2 separate regions of the Homo sapiens genome follow, and region 1 is linked to region 2. Evidence: read pairs that join two places in POLR2A ChIA-PET (ENCODE). Cell type or tissue: IMR-90. All regions are shown on one strand. Region 1 has its middle 1.5 kb from the start of HCRT. Region 2 overlaps CAVIN1 (caveolae associated protein 1).

Region 1 (2,500 bases), 230 kb before region 2:
TGAGGCCACCTTGCACCCAGGAATCTGGGAGCACAAAAGAGGCGCTGGCCTGGGACAATATGGAGGGAGGCAGCTGCTAATTAGGGGCGGGAGAGAGGCAGACGCGAGACCCCACATTATGTGTGTGGGGGGTGGAGCAGCCAGCAGCAGTCCTCTCCCTCCCCTGCTTCTTGTCGCTGCTCCTGGGGACTGTCAGGCTCCAGGACCTTCTTCCTTCATGGAAAGGCTCCTTAGCTGCCCCCTCCCCCTAGCTTTTTTTCTCCCTTCTGCCCTTTCCACTAGCCTCTGAGATGGAAAACCTTGAAAACTCAGCCTAGACAGTGGGAGGTAAGAAGCCAAAACCAAGCCCAATTTCTCTTTCTTTCTTTTCTGTGTGTGTGTGTGTGACTAAATTTTGGTCTTGTTGCTCAGGCTGGAGTGCAGTGGTATGGTCATCTTGGCTCACTGCAACCTCCGCCTTGGGTTCAAGCGATTCTCCTGCCTCAACCTCCTGAATAGCTCCTGAATAGAATTACAGGCACACGCCACCACAACCAGCTAATTTTTGTATTTTTAATAGAGACAGGGTTTCACCATGTTAGCCAGGGTGGTCTCAAACTCCTGACCTCAAGTGATCCACCCACCTCAGTCTCCAAAAGTGTTGGGATTACAGGCGTGGGCCACTGCACCAGGCCCCCCCGCTTTTTTTTTCTTCCTTCCTTCTTTCCTTCTTCCTTCCTTCCTGCATTTCTTTCTTTCTTTCTCTCTCTCACTCTCTCCCTCTTTCTTTCTTTCTTCTTCTTCTTCTTTTTTTTTTTTTTGAGACGGAGTTTCACTCTTGTTGCCCAGGCTGGAGTGCAATGGCGCAATCTCAGCTCACTGCAACCTCCACCTCCAGGGTTCAAGCAATTCTCCTGCCTCTGCCTTCTGAGTAGCTGGGATTACAGGCATGCGCCACCATGCCTGGCTAATTTTGTATTTTTAGTAGAGACAGGGTTTCTCCATGTTGGTCAGGCTGGTCTGGAACTCCTGACCTCAGGTGATCCGCCTGCCTCAGCCACCCAAAGTGCTGGGATTACAGGCATGAGCCACCATGCCTGGCCTTCTCTCTTTCTTCATTTTCTTTTCTTTTTCTTTTCTTTCTTTTTTTTTTTTTTTTTTGAGACAGTCTCACTCTGTCGCCCAGGCTGGAGTGCAGTGGCGCGATCTCGGCTCACTGCAAGCTCCGCCTCCCGGGTTCACGCCATTCTCCTGCCTCAGCCTCCTGGCAGCTGGGACTACAGGTGCCCGCCACCACGCCCAGCTAATTTTTTGTATTTTTAGTAGAGACGGGGTTTCACTGTGTTAGCCAGGATGTTCTCGATCTCCTGACCTCGTGATCTGCCCGCCTCGGCCTCCCAAAGTGCTGGGATTACAGGCGTGAGCTACCACGCCCAGCCCTCTTTATTTTCTTTCTTGAGAAGGTTTCACTCTGTCACCCAGGCTGGAGTGCAGTGGGACAATCATAGCTCACTGCAGCATCAAATGCCACGGCTCAAGCAATGCTCTCACCTCAGCCACCCAAGTAGCTGGGACCACACAGATGCATGCCACAATCCCTGGCTAATATTTAAATTTGTTTGTAGAGACTGGGACTCCCAGGCTGGTCTCAAATCCCTGGCTCAAGCCATCCTCCCCCTTCAGCTTCCCAAACTGCTAGGATTACAGGTGTGAGCTACTGTGCCTGACCAAACTCAGTTTCTACCAGAGGCTGATAGAAAGCTTCTACCTCCCCAGCTTTCTCCCTGGCTCAGGCTACCTGGAGGGGAGGAATGTAGTCCCACTCTACAGTCAACACGGAGTGAGCCGCCATGCATTGAAGAACACATGTCATCTCCAGGCCCAAGCTTCTTATTCACAACCTCTTTTTTTTTTTTTTTTTTTTTTTTTTTTTTTTTTTTTTTTGGAGATAGAGTTTCACTCTTGTTGCCAAAGCTAGAGTGCAAAGGCACGATATTGGCTCATTGCAACCTCTGCCTCCTGGGTTCAAGCAATTCTCCTGCCTCAGCCTCCCAAGTAGCTGGGTTTACAGGTGCACACCACCATGCCCAGCTAATTTTTTGTATTTTTAGTAGAAACACAGTTTCACCATGTTGGCCAGGCTGGTCTTGAACTCCTGACCTCAGGTGATCTGACTGCCTCGACCTCCTAAAGTGCTGGGATTACAGGCATGAGCCATGGCACCTGGCCTACAACCTCTTTATTGAGCTCCTGCTGCATGCCACACCAGGCACTGGGCATGGGGGCAATTGTGCACAGGATCTAGCCCAGTTTCCAAGGAACTCATATTCCAGGTGGGAGGCAGTTCAGGCATAATGATAGTTCAGTGAAGGAGAGGACTACTGCCCACATGAGCAAAGCTGAGCCAGTCACTCTGCCTGGGGTGGGCCTGGTAGGGGGTCCTCAAAGGCCTTGCATGAAAGCTAGTTTACATCAGGGGCAGCGGGATAGAGGGCATTACATAGAAGGGACAACTTGAGCA
Region 2 (2,500 bases):
GCCCGGACGACAGGGGCTGCAGTGAGCCGTGACAGCTGCCACTACATTCCAGCCTGGGCAACAGAGTGAGACCCTGTCTCAGAAAAACAAAACAAAACAAAAAACAAAAAAAAAGAAAAAAAGAAAAGAAAAATTTAAAAAATGCTAATGACAGAATGATGAAATATTCACAATGTTATATTTCCAAAAAAAAATGGCCCAAGCCACTCCTACTTCTGAGGTTAGTTGCTTAGCAATAATATCCCCTCCCCTCTTGCTATCAGTTGCCCACTCTTTGCTGTCTCCTCATGCTTTTGACTTTGATCTTTACAATATGAAAAATAAAAATAAAAAGGCCGCGTGGCTCACGCCTGTAACCCCAGCACTTTGGGCGGCCAAGGCAGGAGTATCACTTATGCCCAGGAATTCGAGACCAGCCTAAGCAACAGTGGGGACCCTCTAGAAAAAACATTTAGGCTGAGCACAGTGGCTCCCACCTGTAATTCCAGCACTTTGGGAGGCTGAGGCAGGTGGATCACCTGAGGTCAGGAGTTCGAGACCAGCCTAGCCAACATGGTGAAACCCCGTCTCTGCTAAAAATACAAAAATTAGCCAGGTGTGGTGGCACATGCCTGTAATCCCAGCTACTTAGGACGGTGAGGCATGAAAATTGCTTGAATCCAGGAGGTGGAGGTTACAGTGAGCTGAGATCACGCTACTGCACTCCGGCCTGGGTGACAGAGCAAGACTCTGTCAAAGAAAGAAGAGAGAGAGAGAGAGAGAGAAAAGAAGAAAAGAAGAAGGAAAGAAGGCCGGAAGGAATTTAAAAATTAGCTGGGCATGGTGGCTTGTGCCTGTAGTACCAGCTACTTGGGAGGCTGAGATGGTGAGATGGGAGGATTGCTTGAGCCTAGGAGTTTGAGGCTGCAGTGAGCTATGATACCACCACTCCAGCCTGGGCTGCAGAGCTAAGATCCTTTCTCAAAAAAAAAAAAAAAAAAAAAAAAAGGGAGGGAGGAACCCAGGGATAGCATGATTTCCTTTCGTCTTGGGAATACCCCTAAAAATACCCTCCCTGCTTTGGACCCAGTGACCAGGAAAAACAACCCAAACTCAGTTTGGGAGGAAGGGATGTACTATGCATACTCTCCATGGCCGCTGGGTTTTAGGGATGAAAGGGACCAAAGCCCTGGGTTGAGAATATTTTTGGACAAAGGTTTGGGGTTCTTCTAGAGCAAGGTAGCCCTAATTTGCGTTGAATCCAGGAAAGAGGTACAGGTTGGATTGCGATTTGGGGAGGAGAAGCCATCAGGCTCTCGTTCCAGCCCTGGTGCCCTACCCTTTAATGCCCATGAGACACCTAATCCCTTAAATGCTTCCTGGCCCTTATCCCCAGGCACTTGGAGCAGGTCTGATGGGCCTTTGCTGCTGGTCCATATGTAGGTCACTGACTTTGCCTCCTCAAAACTGCTCCAGAACACATTTTTAGTCATGAGCCGCATAGCAACGTTTCAGTCAACAGACGGCATACACAACCGTGGTCCCATAAGATTGTAATGGAGGCTGGTTGTGGTGGCTTATGCCTGTAATCTTAGCACTTTGGGAGGCCAAGGCAGGTGGATTGCTTGAGGCCAGGAGTTCGAGACCAGCCTGGCCAACATGGTGAAACCCTGTCTCTATTAAAAATACAAAAATATTAGCCAGGCATGGTGGCTCACACCTGTAAATCCCAGCTACTCGGAAGGCTGAAGAAGAACAATTGTTTGAACCTGGGAGGCAGAGGGGTTGCAGTGAGCCAAGATTGTGCCACTGCACTCTAGCCTGAGCAACAGAGCGAGAACTTGTCTCCAAAAAAAAAAAAAAAGATTGTAGTGGAGATAAAAAATTCCTATCACCTAATAACATTGTAGCCATCATAATGTGTTAGTGAAATGAATTACTCAAGTGTTTATGGTGATTGCTGGTGTAAACAAGCCTGCTGCACTACCAGTTGTATAAAAGTCTAGCCCATACAATTATATACAGTACATAATACTTGATATTGATAAGACATGACTGTGTTACTGGTTATGTATTTACTATACTATACTATTTTTTTGAGACAGTCTTGCTCTCTTGTCCAGGCACAACCTCCATCTCCCAGGTTCAAACGATTCCCCTGCCTCAGCCTCCCAAGTAGCTGGGATTACAGGCACCCACCACCACACCCACCTAATTTTTGTATTTTTATTTAGAGATGGGGTTTCACCATGTTGGCCAGGCTAGTCTCTAACTCCTGACCTCAAGTGATCTACCTGCCTCGGCCTCCCAAAGTGCTGGGATTACAGGTGTGAGCTACCGTGCCATGGCTATTGCACCTTTTCTATGTTTAGACACATTTAGATACACAAATACTTACCATTGTGTTATAGTTGCCTACAGTATTCAGTACATTAACATGCTGTATAGGTTTGTAGCCTAGGAGCAATAGGCTGTATCATATAGCCTAGGTGTGCAGTAGGCTATACTGTTTAGGTTTATG

What was found. Peaks named below come from ENCODE experiments on the same cell type or tissue, not always from the same donor. Only the 100,000 strongest peaks of a DNase experiment are listed, where the experiment ranks them.
Region 1: POLR2A ChIA-PET joins it to region 2 with 19 read pairs; 6 of 35 experiments call an interaction of 5 or more read pairs at or near these places.

The regions. Positions count from the first base shown.
Region 1 is chr17:42,185,700-42,188,199 of GRCh38, forward strand. No RefSeq gene overlaps it. Among named protein-coding and RNA genes, the nearest start is that of HCRT, 1.5 kb to the left of the region's middle. In IMR-90, no CTCF peak of the experiment used is centred here; no DNase peak of the experiment used is centred here.
Region 2 is chr17:42,415,632-42,418,131 of GRCh38, forward strand. The region is part of intron 1 of CAVIN1 (caveolae associated protein 1); the gene reads right to left. Among named protein-coding and RNA genes, the nearest start is that of CAVIN1, 6.4 kb to the right of the region's middle. In IMR-90, no CTCF peak of the experiment used is centred here; no DNase peak of the experiment used is centred here.